3 separate regions of the Homo sapiens genome follow, and all the other regions are linked to region 2. The links are chromatin loops, found by intact Hi-C in ENCODE. Cell type or tissue: PC-3. All regions are shown on one strand. Links, peaks and the distances in the headings refer to the core of each region. The heading gives the core; the rest is flanking DNA.

What was found. Hi-C counts contacts between places; a loop is a spot of excess contacts. Peaks named below come from ENCODE experiments on the same cell type or tissue, not always from the same donor. Only the 100,000 strongest peaks of a DNase experiment are listed, where the experiment ranks them.
Region 1: it touches region 2 in a loop (29-fold over the local background); 64 of 110 quality-filtered maps call a loop at or near these places.
Region 3: it touches region 2 in a loop (12-fold over the local background); 60 of 110 quality-filtered maps call a loop at or near these places.

What each region holds. Positions count from the first base shown.
Region 1 is chr21:30,337,656-30,343,347 of GRCh38, forward strand. It overlaps KRTAP27-1 (keratin associated protein 27-1), which reads right to left and starts at 39. Exons shown (of 1, transcript NM_001077711.1): 1 at 1-39. The coding sequence starts at 13. In PC-3, for the core only: CTCF peaks have their summits at 3,513 (motif pointing right) and 3,716; a DNase peak (open chromatin) is centred at 3,376; H3K27ac peaks cover 3,405 bases.
Region 2 is chr21:31,083,870-31,089,561 of GRCh38, forward strand. No RefSeq gene overlaps it. Among named protein-coding and RNA genes, the nearest start is that of KRTAP19-8, 48 kb to the left of the region's middle. In PC-3, for the core only: a CTCF peak has its summit at 2,774; a DNase peak (open chromatin) is centred at 2,762; H3K27me3 peaks cover 905 bases.
Region 3 is chr21:30,828,393-30,834,084 of GRCh38, forward strand. It overlaps KRTAP7-1 (keratin associated protein 7-1), which reads right to left and starts at 1,367. Exons shown (of 1, transcript NM_181606.3): 1 at 647-1,367. The coding sequence starts at 1,306. The coding sequence ends at 1,043. In PC-3, for the core only: CTCF peaks have their summits at 2,968 (motif pointing right) and 3,176; a DNase peak (open chromatin) is centred at 2,979; H3K27me3 peaks cover 1,285 bases.

The sequences.
Region 1 (5,692 bases), core at 477-5,476, 750 kb before region 2:
GGCTATGAGGCATATTGCTAAAAATCCTTAAAGATGGTCATAAGGACTCAACATGCTGAGTTTGAAAATTAAATTCTTTGGTGCGGCGATTATATACTCAGAAACCTGGGTGTTGGCTTCTCAAGACTTCTTTGCAACTCATTGCTTAAACTAATTTGAAGGATAACATCTCATTACCACTTTGGTTATATATGCAGATGATGTCTTATTAACAAAGATGTAAGTCCATTTTGAATCTTCAAAATGGCTTTTATGTTAGCTCCAAAGATGACTCATTCAAGGTGGGGTTGGTCAAATAAGAGTCTAAACCTGTCCAACCAAGCTAACATTTTTTTTTTTTTTTGCCACCATGACTCTGCACATTGGTAAGTGGACAATGAGAAATGCATGAGGCAGTGGCCAACTGAATACTGATTAACATTTAGCACTGGTTTTGAGAGCTGCCAATGTAGCAGAATGTGGTAATTTGATGTTCAAGACATTTAAAGTTAGAATTGGATCCAGGTTGAGCCCAATCTCATTCCACTCAGATATTGTTCTCTCCAGTGGACCAGAATGTGAGAGGACTTTGTGATCACATTCCTTCTCAGTGTTCATGCAAAGTACTGAGTGTGGCCATTGCCCAATAAATACTTGTCTTTTGCCTAACATTTCGTTTCCCTAATCTCCTTGAAAGCCAAGTTTAAATGCGTCCTTTTCCTGAAGTCTTCCCCAATCTTCCCATTTAGGAGTTATTTCTTCCTTTTCTGAATTACTAATGGATTTAATTCCTTTTTTCTATACTTGACAAAGTGGTGTGTTTACTTGTGTTTGTGCTTCTCAAAGGTTGATTATTTTCCTTTATAATGAACCTTCTTCAGATATTTTTCATCTTTATTCTGTGCTTTTTTTATTGACTGCAGACAGATGATCAGTTCCTATGTTTATCGCATTAGGACACCGTTCTTAGCATAGTTTCATACTCATGGCACAGAGCCAACCAGCACAATTTCTATAACATATTCTATAATATATTTGGCTCAGCTAATGACAATAAAATAGAAGTATAGTCTTAGTGCACTAACTAGACTCCCTTTCTAAGGTCTGAAGAAGCCCAAGAACATTCAGCAATTCTCAGTAATTCTTATGCAAACACTTCCTTGAAAGACTGAGGATATTATAAATTTAAAAGGGCACATCTGAATACTTTCAGCTTTATAGGCTGCACACTCATCTTGTATACAATACCTTTGTAACACACGCAAGTCATTTATAATTTTGAATAACCACACTTGTATGTTTAAAGATCTCAGTGTGCCCTCCACATGAACCCTACAGCCACCCATTTAATTCTTACGCATATATGTATTTATTATTGCACGGAGGCTTCGTTATTGCACAGAGGCTTCATTATAGCTTGTGACTTTCTTGCTTAAAGATACCAAATGGCTTCTCATTGTCCTTACAATAAGATCTTTTTCCTTTAGACTTCCCTACAACATCTTATAAGACCTGGCCATGGCCTTTCTTTCTTTCTTTCTTTCTTTTTCTTTTTCTTTTCTTTTTTTTTTTTTTTTTTTTTTTGACAGAATTTCACTCTTGTCGCCCAGGCTGGAGTGCAATGGCATGGTCTCAGGTCACTGCAACCTCCGCCTCCCGAGTTCAAGCAATTCTCCTGCCTCAGCCTCCTGATTAGCTGGGATTACATGCGCCCACCACCACGTCCAGCTAATTTTTGTATTTTTAATAGAGATGGGGGTTTCATCATGTTGGCCAGGCTGGTCTCGAACTCCTGACTTCAGGTGATCTTCCTGTCTTGGCCTCCCAAAGTGCTGGGATTAGAGGCGTGAGCAACCATGCCCGGCCCTATTTTTCTAAATCTAACTCTTGTCATGTCACTCTGCCCAACATGATTCATCCTCACAGGCCTCATGCAGCTCCTTGGCACACTAAACCTCTCCTTGCCTCCAAACTTTGCATACGCAGCTGCCTGTCTGTTTCACCCCTCCACTGCCTTCTCCCATTCTATCCATAGTTCTCATCTTTTGTGTCTTAGCTTAAGAGTTACTTCTTAGAATGTCTCTCTATCATCCTATATGAGAAAATTCCATTATCAGGGTCTCATATTTTTTCATTTTTAAAACTCATCTTAACTTATGATGATTTTATTTATTTCTCTTTTGTGCTTTTGCCACTAATTGTGAATTCCATGAAGAGGAGAAGCATGTGTATCTTCCTCACTTCCATAACCCCAACACTGAGCATGGTGTCTCATTGCCATATCATCAGATTCCCATAAATGTATCTTCAAAAATTCATACATAGAAGGTGCTAAGTAAAAATTTAATTATAACTAAACATCTGAAGAAATATAGTTTTGAAATTTTGACATTTCCAAGATTTCTAAGAATTGGCAAGAGTATTGAGCTCAAAGAAAAACAAATTTAAAAACTATGCCTATCTTTCAGCTACCCCTTTGTTTAATAAGAACAAAATCATTAAGAAAGCTACTTATTACCATGGCACAAACTTATTCAATTATTTCAAAATCATGTTTATTTGTAGGTTTTTTTTTTCTTTTTTTTTTTAGACGGAGTCTTGCTTTGTCACTCAGGCTGGAGTACAGTGGTGTGATCTTGGCTCACTGCAACCTCTGTCTCCTAGGTTCAAGCCATTCTCCTGCCTCAGCCTCCCAAGTAGCTAGGATTACAGGTGTGTACCACCACACCTGGCTAATTTTTGTATTTTTAGTAGAGACGGGATTTCACCATGTTGGCCAGGCTCATCTCGAACTCCTGACCTCAGGTGATCCCCCCCGCCATGGACTCCAAAAGTGCTGGGATTACAGGCGTGAGCCACTGTGCCTGGCCATGTAGGTATGTTTTTACCATGAAAATGGGAGCCAGTTCTCAATACCAACACAGAGTCCTCTTGCCAAATTGTATAGGTATAGGCAGGACATCATATAGGCTGGAATTTACAGAACTGTCTCCAGCCAGCAGCCTTCTTATTAATTTCACAATGTGCAGCCAATTACTGAGTACTTGGGCAGTCCCTTCAAATTTCATATGGTGATGTTAAGTCTGTCATTTGTGAATAAGGTCACTCCATGAGTTATTTTCTCTTTGGAATGAGGCATTTGCACATTTTATTTAAGTGAGAGCCAAATTAATAAGTGTTTCAGTATATAATTTTGATTCAGTGAGTAAACACAGATTTTGGTTGTTGCTGGATTTATAGAGGAAGTTACCTGGTTTATTACTATGGAATGACGTAGGCTAGGACAACTGGTCACCTTGGAATTGTTTACATGCAGCCTACTAAAAACTAAGTATTAGCTTTGTAAGCATTTGAAAAATTATGACTATGTAGTTTATCTGCTGGTATTCTTGAGAAATAGATAGAACTGGTTACCTAATTGCATACAGTAACTGGATACTCTTGCTACTAAAGGGGTGAACAATTCCCTGGTCTCTCCTGGACTTGAAATCATTCTCCTGGAATGACTGCAGCTGCAGTGGCACCTCCTAACCACCAGAGGGTGGAATATCAACATTTGGTATGAGGATGCAATTAAATATAAGAATTCTAGAGTGAGAATGCCAGGATTCTAAGCCAATATTTACAATCTCAAACTGTAACTTTGAACAGGTTCCATAAGTTTTCTATGTCATGGCTGTTTCATTAAAATAAATGAGATATTGTATATGGTACCAGATTGCCTGCCACATATTGAATGATAAATAATAACAATTATTACTGATCAGGTTAGGAATCTTCATGCAGACTAAGACGCTTCTCATTATAACATCAATCTAGGATTGATATAAAATTATAAGCAAAAACAAGCACAGTTTTTTTATGTTTATGATTATGTTGTTGATTTATAATTATGTGTTAATTTTCACATTCCATTCCTTTAAAGGTTGGATTATACTTATTCCCATTAATGATGGAACTTGTCTCCATCTCTCAAGAGCTCAGCATTTGGTAGTTGTAACATTGAATAATTTATATGTCTTTTATATTTGATCATATGGCTATACTAAACTTCTTAATCACTTGTTTAGAAACATTGAAGTGAAATGAAATAAAATAACCATTTTTTTTTTTTTTTAGAGGCAGGGTCTTACTCTGTAGCCCAGGTTGGAGTGCAGTGGCGTGATCACAATTTGCAACCTCAAACTCCTGGATTCAAGCAATCCTCCTACCTTGGTTTTCTGAATAGCTAGGACTACAGGCTCACACCACAACACTTGACTATTTTAAATTATTTTGTAGAGACAGGGGTTTCACTGTGCTGCCCAGGCTGGTTTTGAACCCCTGGCCTCAAGTGATCCTCCTGCCTCGCCCTCTCAAATTGCTGGGATTACAGGCATGAGCCACCATGCTTGGGCCTAGTCACTCTCTTCATCCCAGTGGTCCCACAATTTATTTACCTCATCCTTGTCTTAGTTTTATCTCATCAACCAAACTTATACCAAATGACATAAGTTAATTTTAATCCATTCCTCTTCTCCATTCACCAAATGCCGTAAGTTAATTTTAATCCATTCCTCATCTCCATTCAAGAAGTTTCATACAGAACCATTGCATAACAATGGAGGAATACTAGAAAAAGCATGAAGAGATGTGGCTTTCAGCCTTGGATCCATCAACTCACTGCATAAATTTGGACAAGTCACTCTACCTCTCTGGATATCTTTCAAGATAATGAGTTTAGATGAGAAGCTCTCTAAGGTCCTGTCACATCCTATAATTTTCGGTCAGAATCTTAATAACGTAGAATTAACATTACATGACATCTCGTCAAATCTGTCTATTGAATGAAATCTTCACTTACATTTAAGACCATCTGATCTTTATTAAGATTACATATAAAATTTTAACAGGACAGACCAAAGACTGAAGTCAGTACATTATTAGTTCCCACAGATGCTAGTCAATATCCACAACTGTAAAATTAGTAATCTTATGGTATTTAATCTTATAGTATTAATCTTATATTAATTCTTCTTATAGTATTAATCTTATAGTATTTGACAGCAACTCTTGAGAATAAATAAAAGTATATCTCTGCAGTCAAGTACACGTTAGTCTATCCCAAAAGAGGCTTTTTTGAGGGAAATGAATAACTTTTGTTAAACATAACATTCTATGAAATAAGTCAAGTACCATATAACCCTTCTCAGACACTGTAATGCATATAGAAAAAAAAATTTAAGTTGTAGAATACTTCAAAATTCTTATGTGGAACACAGAAATAGTATTTTGCCAGCTTTCTCTGTTTCTAATGAGAAATAGATATTTTATTATATGATAAAATAAATCACATGTGACATCATTTGTTCTCTGAGACTATCTCTAAATAATTTTGCTTCTTTGGCTAGTTCTTGGTCATTTACAATTCAATTATACGACACATTAATTCAAATAGCCAAACAAAAAACAAAAGAAGTAAAACATAAAAGTTGGAGGATTACACAGTGTCTATGCGGCTCTTAATAATAAGTAATTGGAGAAAAGAATGAACCATGGTGTTTTGACCATCTGAGCATTATAGTCCACATTTTCCGACTCTTTGTTCCATTATATCTTGGATATGAAAGCATTATAGTTTACTGTAGTAATTATACACTTGTTTTTTGCTTCTTTTCCCAGATGTAGTTGTTCTTGCCTTCCTCTGAGGTTATCTTTGAGTGAAGTTATTTTT
Region 2 (5,692 bases), core at 161-5,160:
GCACTTTGGGAGGCCAACGTGGGAGGATCACTTGGGCCCAAAAGTTTGAGACCAGCCTGGGCAACACAGCAAGATTCAATCTCTACTAAAATAAAAAAAAAATAGGCATATGCCTGTAGTCCCAGCTACTCAGGAGGTGAAGGCAGGAGGATCACTTGAGCCTGGGAGTTCAAAGTTGCAGTGAACTATGATCCCTATCTCCAAAAATAAATAAATAAATAAAAGGCATAATTATAAGTTGGCAGAAATAATTATATAATAAATTTTTTTTTTTTGGAGACAGTCTCTCGCTCTGTTGCCCATGCTGGAGTGCAGTGGCACGATCTCAGCTCACTGCAACCTCTGCCTCCATGGTTCAAGAGATTCTCCTGCCTCACCGTCCAAGTAGCTAGGACTACAGGCACATGCCACCACGCCCAGCTAATTTATTGTATTTTTAGTAGAGACGGGGTTTCACCATGTTAGCCAGGATGGTCTCGATCTCCTGACCTTGTGATCCGCCCGCCTCAGCCTCCCAAAGTGCTGGGATTACAGGTGTGAGCCACTGCGCCCAGCCTGTAATAATTAATATGGTGATATCTGTCTTTACAACAATCCCACCCATGAGGTTGGTGATATTTGTATCCTATTTTTCGAGATGAGAAAATGGAAGGACAAAGAATTTTAAAAGCTTGCCCACTTACTGGTAGAGGTAGCAAAGCCAGGACTTGAACCCAGGAAGTCAGGCCCTCCAAAGTCTTCTATCATTTTATTTACTTGCCTTTTTTCCCCATTCCTGTTCAACTAATGGCTATGATTTGTGTCAAAGGTCTTTTCAGAACCAAAAGAAAAGAAAAGACAATATTGTATTAACTGATATTCTGTCTACTTTTACTGTCAGGTGAGACAGTTGCTTGGAATAGTGAATCAGAATCTGAACGTGGTGCTTCTAAGACAATAAAGACAGGGAGAATCCTAAGCTGGCATTCAAAAAAACGTCGCAGATCACATCATTCCACATCTCATTGTGTAATCTGGACAGCTGAACCCTCAACAGATTCAGGGACTAGTTCAAGGTCACACACGCAGCGAAAAATGTAGTTGAAACCAATTTAGTAGGAGGGCCCCTACCAACCTCCTCTTGTTAGTTTGAATAGCCTGCATGAGAAGGAAAAGCAGCAGTAATATCAATTAGAAACAGGAAAGCTCATCTGCCTCCTAACTCCCTAAAGATCTTTCGGGCCCTTTAAAAAAAGGTAGTGTCCAAGACACAAATACCAAGTCCACTGAAGGTCTCACTAACCAAATTGTGTGATGAGGCATTTCTGCAGATGAATATTTTTTTGGAGCTCTAAATCATCTCATCCTTAAATTAAATAATTCTTCCCCCCCCACCCCCCCGCCTCCACAAGGTAATTTAGAATAAAGAAGATAGTGTTTGTAACACACCTTTCTTGCCCCCAACACACATGCACCTTGATCCCCTCATCTGTCGGGCTACAAAGTTCCTTTTAAAAAATATTTTTTCTAATTGATAAAATTTGCTTTTGCTCATTAACTTTCCCAGTTAAAAGCCCTGGCTAGATGCTTTTTAAAGTAACACAGATGGAGATACGGGAAAGCAAAGATCAGAAACATTGGTGAAAGCACTGAAATGTTTCTTTTCTAAAAAGATTCATTAGTGATCAGACAGAAAAAAAGGAAGAAAGGAAGGCGGGAGGGAGGGATAGACAGAGGGAGGGAGGAAGGAACAGAGAAAAAGAAAGAAGGAAGGAAGGAAGGGAAAGAGGGAGGGAGAGAGAAAAAAGAAAGAAGGAAAGAAAGAAAACCTAAATTTCTTTTCAGTTGCTTAACAAAAGAACTTCTGGAAAGCTATAGTCTCCATGCAGAAAATGATTTTAGCTATCAAATATTTTTCTAAATGCTCTCCAGATTTGACAATGGATTTTTCTAAACTCCCACATTGCCCTCTCTGGGGCCAGGACAGGCTAAACTGTGAAAATGAATGGTTGAGGAAAAGAATACTGAACTCTGCCATGTGACTGTTCAACTGTTAATCTACACCCAAAAATGAAAGTCCATTTCCATCCTTAAAAATAGTAAAGGGGAAGGAAAAGTATCTTTTCCATTTGGTCCATTTTCTTGGAAAGTTTGTTATTAAAGGAAACGGTGGCCAGGCGCGGTGGCTCACGCCTGTAATCCCAGCACTTTGGGAGGCCGAAACAGGCGGATCACCTGAGGTCAGGAGTTCGGGACCACCCTGACCAATGTGGCAAACCCCAGTCTCTACTAAAAATACAAAAATTAACCAGCCGTGGTGGTGGGTGCCTGTGCTCCCAACTACTCGGGAGACTGAGGCAGAAGAATGGCTTGAATCCAGGAGGTGGAGGTTGCAGTGAGCCAAGATCGCGCCATTGCACTCCAGCCTGGGCGGCAGAGCAAGACTCCGTCTCAAAAAGATAAATAAATAAAATAAAGGAAACAGTTATTTGTCTGGGAAGAGGTGGATAAATGTTCAAAGAATGTGAAGAAGAGAAACATCCCCTTCCTGTTATCACATCTGAGCTGACTTATTGAAATAATAACAGGAGAAGGAAATAAAAAAAAGGGAAAGGAAAGGAGGAAAGGCCAGAGAGGAGGGAGGAAGAGAGAGAGAGAGAGAGAGAGAGAGAGAGAGAGAGAGAGAGAGAGAGAGAGAGAATGAAAATAAGAACGATAATTTTGGGACCCAGCAATATGCTTGAGTTTGCGTTTGACTCTAAAAACATTCATAGTGAAACAGCGGCCTCCTCTGGTCACAGGCAGGAAATTCAAGAACTTCTGTTTCTTACCAAAGTCAATTTTAAACTATGAAAATGGATGGATTATTACATTGGAAAAGAACTGTATTCAACATTTACCAAATCTGCCGTTGTGCACTAAAACCGTATAAACTAGAAAACTCAACCCAAAATCAGTGTTCTGAGGGTGATGAGTTCCAGCAAAAATCCTATGAGAAATTAGAGTTGGATAGGATCTTGCTCACATTTAATCTATTCTCCCTCACAGTGATCTTCCCTAGTTAAATTAAGTAAAAGTTGAAAATTATCCTCCAGGGTGAAACAATTTTCCCAAAATGGTCACTACTGGTCTGCTTGTACTCCATTCGGAGCCAGATAGACCTAGATTTGAATGCTGGATTCATAGAGCTGCATAACTTTGGACCAGGACTTGCCCTGTTTTTCCATCTGTAAAATAGGCCCCATAGCACCTCTCAGGGCTTCTCTGCAGATGCAGTGAAAGCACACACAAAGCACTAAGCATGTAGGAAAAATTTTGACAACGTCAGGGCCCCTTCCTGTTGCTACCACTGAGTCCAATATAGCTCGTAGCTCACTGAATTGTATGTCTAATGTTTGTGTATTTTTTTTTGTTTTACTCATTTATAAAAGCAAAGATCGTCTTTATAACTTTTATTGCGGTAAAACGTGATATTTGGTAAGATATAATTTGCCATTCTAACCATTTGTAAGTGTACATTTCAGTGGCATCAATTATATTCACAATATCGTCCAACCATCACCACTATCCATTTCCAAAACTTTTTCATCACTCCAAATAGAAACTTTGTATCCGTTAAGAAATAATTCCTCCTCCCCTCCTCCTCCTCTCATTGCTGGTAACTTCTAATCTACTTTCTATCTCTATGAATTTGCCTGTTTTATATATTTCATGTAACTAGGATTATGCAATATTTGTCCTTTTGTGTCTGGTTTATATCACTTACCATAATATTTTTGAGATTCATTCATGTTGTAGTGCGTCCGGAATTGGTGGCTTCTTCGTCTCACTGACTTCAAGAATGAAGCAGCAGACCCCCGCGGTGAGTGTTACAGTTCTTAAAGATGGTGTGTCTGGAGTTTGTTCCTTCTGGTGGTTTCGTGGTCTCGCTGACTTCAGGAGCGAAGCTGCAGACCTTCACGGTGAGTGTTACAGCTCTTAAAGGCTGCACGTCTGGAGTTTCGTTCCTTCCGGTGGGTTCATGGTCTTGCTGGCCTCAGGAGTGAAGCTGCAGACCTTCGCGGTGAGTATTACAGCTCATAAAAGCGGCGCAGACCCAAAAAGTTAGCTGCAGCAAGATTTATTACAAACAGCAAAAGAACAAATCCTCCACAGCATGGAAAGGAACCTCAGCGGTTCGGGTGGCCTGCTTTTATTCCCTCATTTGGTCCCACCCACATCCTGCTGATTGGCCCATTTTACAGAGAGCTGATTGGTCCGTTCTACAGAGAGCTGTTCGGTCTGTTTTGACCGAGTGCTGATTGGTGCGCTTACAAATCTTTAACTAGACACAGAGTGCTGATTGGTGCGTTTACAATCCTTTAGCTAGACACAAAAGTTCCCCAAGTCCCCACCCGATTAGCCAGACACAGAGCAATGATTGGTGCGTTTACAAACCTTTAGCTAGACACAAGTGCTGATTGGTGCATTTACAATCCTTCAGCTAGACGGAAAAGTTCTCCAAGTCCCCACCCCGCCTACAAGCCCAGCCGGCTTCACCTCTCTCTGGCACTCCCATGGGTCTTTGCGGCACCTAGCCTGGGCACTCCCGCAGCCCGGACGGAGCTCGTTCCGGATCAAGCCCAGCGGACACCTGCCGGCCGCGCCAAGCGCAGAGCCCGCCGAGCCCGCGCCCACCTGGAACCGTGCCGGCCTGCGAGCGCCGTGCGCAGCCCCGGCTCCCGCCCGCGCCTCTTCCTCCACACCTCCCCGCCAGCAGAGGGAGCCGGCTCTGGCCTCGGCCAGCCCCAGAGAGGGGCCCCCACAGCGAAGCAGCGGGGTGAAGGGCTCTTGGAGCAGGGACAGAGCGGAGGCCAAGGCCGAGGAGGCGCCAAGAGCGAGCGAGGGCTGCTAGCAGTTGCCACCTCTCAGTAGCATGCATCAAAACTTTATTACATGGGGTGCAGTGGTTCACGCCTGTAATCCTAGCACTTTGGGAGGCCGAGGCGGGCGAATCACCTGAGGTCAGGAGTTCAAGACCAGCCTGGCCAGCATGGTGAAACCCCGTCTCTACCAAAAATACAAAAATCAGTCAGGTGTGGTGGGCCACACCTGTAATCCCAGGTACTTGGGAGGCTGAAACAGGAGAATCGCTGAACCTGGGAGGCAGAGGTTGCAGTGAGCTCCAGCCTGGGCGACAGAGCAAGACCCTGTCTCAGAAAAAAAAAAAAAAAACTTTATTCCTTTTTCTTGCTGAATAATACTTCCTTACATAGATATACAGTTTGTTTAGCCGTTCATCTGTTGACAGACACTGAGTAATTACCACCTTTTGGCTATTGTGAATAATAAGCATTGTTGCACAAGTAACTATTCAGGTCCCTGCTTTCGGTTCTTTTGTATGTATACCCAGAGCATACGGTACATTCCATGTTTCATTTTTTTTCATTTTTTTAATAGAGTCTCCCTATCTTGCACAAGCTGGTCTCCAACTCCTGGATTGAAGCAATCCTCTTCTCAGCCTCCCAAGTAGTTTGTATTACCGACATGAGCTACCACACCCAGCTATGCTTAATGTATTTGTGTGTGTGTATATATATATTTTTTTTTATTTATTTTTTTTTTTTGGAACCACCACCATAGTCTATTCCACATCAGGTGTACCATTTTACATTCCCACAAGCAAGCCACAAGGGTTCCAATTTCCCCACACCCTTGCCAACAGTTGCTGACG
Region 3 (5,692 bases), core at 186-5,185, 260 kb before region 2:
TTTTCTAAGTGTAGACAACATACCATTTCAAGTGCTTTTGATGGCAACTATTATTTCAAAGAATAAACACTTCATTTTTAGTACTAGTTATATGTATAATCAGAGGTGAAGAAAGTGGAGAAAATAAACCCATCTATCAAAAAAGGATAAAAAATAATATGTGATTTTAGTAGTTGGCTTCCCTTTATTGATCAAATCTTAGGAACTCTTAAAGATAGAGTTTCATAACTAAGTCTATTTAGTTCCAATTCTTCCAACAACATGAGGGGTTCAAATCTCCCCAGAGCTGAGTTCTATAAACAGTAGGAAAGGAGAAATGAACCAAAATGGAATCTTGTCACTAAGGAAAAGAGAAAAGAAAACATGTTTTAGCATTCAACAGCTAAGAAATATTCCTGTTTTATAATCAGCTTTGAGAAACGCCAACAATTGCAGTATATCTGGGTTAAATACGGGACATTTCCAGGGAGTTTTTTAAATTGAAATATCAATATAAAAATAAAAAATGGTTAGGCATCACCCTATCCTGGCTATATAGTCTGAAATCAGAATAAAATTTGGTTAAAGTCAACCATTACGGGTTTAAACTGATTGATGAATTCAAGAGCATAAAAGAGAAGTGAAATAAATAACCAGGACAAAAATATTTATGCTGAAGGAAATAGATTTATTAAGAGACTGACAGAAAATCCCCTTACTACCCACACCCAATTTGTAATACATTAATGTTGATGTAGAAGCTAATAATACATGAGCAGAGCAACCATGGGAGGCAAACTACTTTTTCACTGTTAAAATTCAAGTATGACCAAAAAAATGCATCTTGCTTCCTTTGTCTGTAGATGAGTATCAGTTCAGCACCTGAGTCCTGGGTGACTTGTCCAACAGCATCAAAGACAAAGACCACAGCAAGAAGTCAGCAAGAAGATGGAAGATGTATCACCCAAGCACATGGGAAGGTAGGAAGACAGTCATTGCTCTTCAGGTTGTTCTGTGCAGAGAATTAATTGAGAGTCCTGTAGTCACTGGAGCCATTGGTCCATCAGTAGGTGCTGTAGCCAAAGCCAGAGCCAGAGCCCCATGGCCTATAGAAGCTACCACCATAGCAGCCGCCCAGGTTGTTGATGTTGCTACCACCAAAGCTGTAGCCCAGGGAGCTGTAGCCATTGCATCCACAGCCATAGTTCAGGGGAGAGCCCAGAGGCACAACACAGTTCAAGGGGGTGGCTCTGAAGGTCCCATGGAAGTTGGTCCCATAGATAGGGTATCCTGGGAAGTAGCTTCCACAGCAGAAGTAACGAGTCATGGTGGCAGCAATTGAGAAGGATTTAGATGGATTGTGAAGGGTAAGTTACCCAAGTGTTAATGAAGGTCTCTTCCCGTACAGGGCTTTTTATACCTCAAGCTGGTGGGCACAACACATCTGTCTAAACATCTTCCCACTAATTTGCATAGGTAATCTCATTCTTTTCTAATAAAATGCTTATAAGGAATGCACAGACTCATTGCCCACATTTTTGTTGGCTTTTCTCTGTACTATTTTAAAGCCAGTGACCATGCTTGACACGCAATCGAATTCTTTTCATCAGAGTCCCATAGTTTAACTACTGTTCTTGATTGCATCATGTGAGACTCTTTAAATCCTCTGATTATAAACTCTTCCCAACTGACATAGCTAAACTAAAAAAGCTTTGGCAAGAATGCAAACACTTCAAGCCAAGACAAAGCCATATATTGAGGTCTTTTGAACATTATTTTGAAACATCAAACTGAAATTCTATAACCTCTTGAAATTCACCCATGTGCCCTTTTAAAACAATTGTATACCAACTAGTTAATGGGTACAGAGTTTCCTTTTGGAGTGAAGAAAATCATTTGGAACTAGACAATGTTGCAAAACATTTGGAATGTACTAAATATCACTGAATTGTTACCTTTAAAATGCCTTGGTTTGTGTTATACAAATTTTAACTCAAAATGTATTTTTTATTTTAAAAAGCACTGCTACACAAATCTATCCAACCAGGTGTTTTTACAGAGGCTGCAATGGTGCCAAATAATAAGTTGGCTGTGAATAACCTGCAAGTAATTTTCATCAATTTCATTTATGAGCATTCTGTTTGTTAATACATATTTTATTTTTTCATGGAGAACATACCATGTTTGCTTGTAAATCATCTTGAACATTGCCAAACTGTCTTTCTGGAGTTGCCACACTGGCGCTGAGTGGGATGATGCTCAATTTCAGAGTCATGTTATACCACACTTGCTTCTTACTGACTCCTATAAAACAAGCCTGAATGCCATGATCCATTATGAAATACCAGTTATATTTAAGGATGCAACACTTCCTTCTGCTCTTATTTTGCCTTACATAACCAATTCTCATGAAGAACGTAAACCAGGAAGGATCTGAGCTCAGCAAAGCTAAGTCTATTCCAATTCAAAGGTTTACGACATCATCTTTTTATATGTGAATCAAAGTCAGAATTCTCTGAAAGTAGAAGAAAAAACTTCCTGAATACCAATTCCTTTTTTTATTTCCATCTTAACAGACAATCACAGAGTCCAATATGCAAAACTAATCATTCCTCTCAGACATCCCTCTCTCTTTAAGATTCTATCTCTCTCAGTTTCTCTGACAGAGAGCTGCCTAAAGAATGTTCTATAAGTGGATATGATTTCTTTTATTCTACAAATTAATTAAATGTCATAAGAGTATATAGAGAAAGTTAAAGAAAAATAAGTTATAATTTCAAATTCAGTTTAACAAAAAGAATGAATTAAAATGGTAAGAGGTTGTGTCCTCAGGGTTTAAATTATATAAACTCTGTATCAGATAATCCAGAAAACTCAAAAATACGTTTGTGATTAGGAGAGGGCAGGGGTGACTAAGAATTACGCGTGACTTGAAAAATTTCACTACTGATTCTATCACACAATGACATTGGAACCTGTAATTTGTACATGCTGCCACCAGGTGGCAGTGGTATTTCAGTTACTCCGTATAAACCACAGGACTGGATTTAGGGTTCTCAAATGTAAGCAGGTAGAAGAATCTTCTAAAGAATTCGCTTGAAATTCAGAATTCCAGGAGCTCTCCTCTCCCACCACCACCTGAGATTCTGGAAATCTCTATTTGTAATGGGTATCTCAGGTAATTCTGATGAATAAATCATCCTGATAAATTCCAGGGCTGGTTTGTCATGAGAATTCAAAAAAGCTTTTGCTGGGCTGTGTGAAATTGCCCAGAGATGCTTATCTCTCATTGGCAGGAGTGTTTGGTTTCAGTCGCTGGTGACTTATTTCCCTTAACTCTGGATGATAGAGGTAATTAAAGAAAAAGCTTTAGTTTGTCCTCTTCCATTTCTTGATGCTCTCTGCTTCTTGTCTCAGGACACACCTGATTAGAAAGGGAAGGTAACAGCAATGTGTTCAAGTGTCTCCTCAGAGGTAAAACCCACCTATGTGACTGCTGGTTTTGTTACCCATAATCAAAAGAAAAACTTATATTTTCTCCTTAGCTTGTTTTCACTTTCCTATCTCTTACTAGACATACCCAGAGAAAATTATCAGCCAAGTACTCGATTGCTATTCAATGATTTTTAAGATTGATAATAACAAAAAATATCATTAAGGACTTACTCTGTGCTAGACTCTGTTCTAAAGAATTTGCACATACTACTTAATTATATATTTTACCTCTATATATAGTAAGAAGGCTTACTATGCACTATTCCAAGCATTTGACAAGTGTTAATTCATTTAATTTTTATAATGATCTTATGATGTGGGTATTATGATTCTTTATAAGAAAACCGAGTCCAGAGGGTTTAAGAGAATTACTGAAGGTCACATGGTTAATAGTCAGCAGAATCAATCTCCAAACCCATGCCATCTACCTCCAAGCCATGCTCTTAACTACTTTACTATCCTGCTTTTGATATGTCATTAAGGCTTTAAAGGGATATAGCTTCTACATGCCTCAAATCTATAATTCATTGCATTATTTTTTGAAGAACACATCGATCTAGCTTTTGCTGCTAAAAACTAGAAAACAAAAAAACAAAGGCTAGTTTTTGCTGCTATAACAGACAGACATCCAAAATTTCCATGTTCAGAAATGTATTGCCTGCTCACACTATGAATTCCTCTCACATTGGTGACTGTCTTGGATACACATCATTTTCACTCAAAAGACTCAAGCTGACAGTGCTTTGATTATCTGAAATATGACAAACAGGGGAAAATGAATGGGGCAAGCCATGGTAGCTTTTAAAGGCTCTCCTCAAGTGTTATACACCATTTCCACACTCTCCTCATTTCCTAAAGTAAGTTCCACAGCCACATCTAACTTCACAGGTCACGAAGAGCAATGCTACTATGTGCCTGGAGGGCGAAAGCCTACAATGTCACCGAACAACATTAATGACTTCCACTGAATTTCTATTCCTTACATGGGCTAAAATAATTTTAACAGATTTTAACACATATTTCAAAAGATTAGATGAGGGCAGACATAAAAAGTTTTTTAGAACTTTACATATCATAATGTAAAATGGTCCTGATAATTCTAATCCTGAACAATTTTAAATATAGAGGTTTTATAAGTTGTTTGTGCAATTCATGTAATATTAGTCAGCCTTTGGTTGTAGATTAGCATGTAGCTTTAATTCCTTTTCTTTGTTTTCTTTTCTCCATTTCCCCCTAATCACTATGTACTCTAATTGAGGGAAAAGTTGCCATAAATATTAGTTTTACAAAGAAAATCCCTCAATGCCAATTGATTTGGTGGGGGGAGAGATTAGTTCTAACACCAGATTTTATTTGATTTATTTGAATGCATGTATTTTCTTTAAAGAAAAGAGAAAATGAATTGACACATAGTATTTACAAGGAAAAAAATAAGCAATAAGGAGCCTACATGACATATTCACTTGGAAATTTGAGAACTTTTATCAGGCAAGGATCAGACCCCACTCATAGCCTCCCAGCCTCTCCCACCTCTTATGCAGCTGCCCCTATAGGAATCATCTTGGTGTAGGTTCCAACTCACCTCAAGCTGGTACAACATGATGGAGCTTTACATCAGTCCCCTCACCAGATATCTGTCATCCCCCACCTGGGGACTTCACCTTTAATAGCTAGGATAGAGACTGGGGAGCCTATCTAGGGCCCATGCTTGCAAAACCTGAAGTGTAGGGCAGTTAATGCCCTGTGGAGCAAAACTTCGACCAAAAAGAAATGGAAGTGTGGATATATTCTCCCCTTTTCTCCATGGACAGACTTGCCTGAGACAGTCCTAAGAGGGTTAGGCAGCTTCTTGGGGAATAGTGTCATGGAATCCAGCACATAATTGCTTAGCTATGGTCAACTGGATGAGGCATCTTCATTTGAGCACTCCACCTTCCCTGCTTCACTTCCCTTACCCTTCGCTCCTTCTCCTGAAGAAAGCAATAGTACATGAGCCCTTCACCTGAAACTCTGCTTTCTAGAAAACTCAGAACAGAATACCACATCAAACCATCTTTGGAATAGCACCTTTACTGAGATGTAATTCACATATGATAAAATTCACCCAAAAGTGTACAAAAAGTATACAGTGGGTTTTAGTGTATTTATAGAGTCCATCACCACTAACCAATTTCAGAACATTTTCTTTACCCCAAAAAGAAACTCCATAACCACTAAA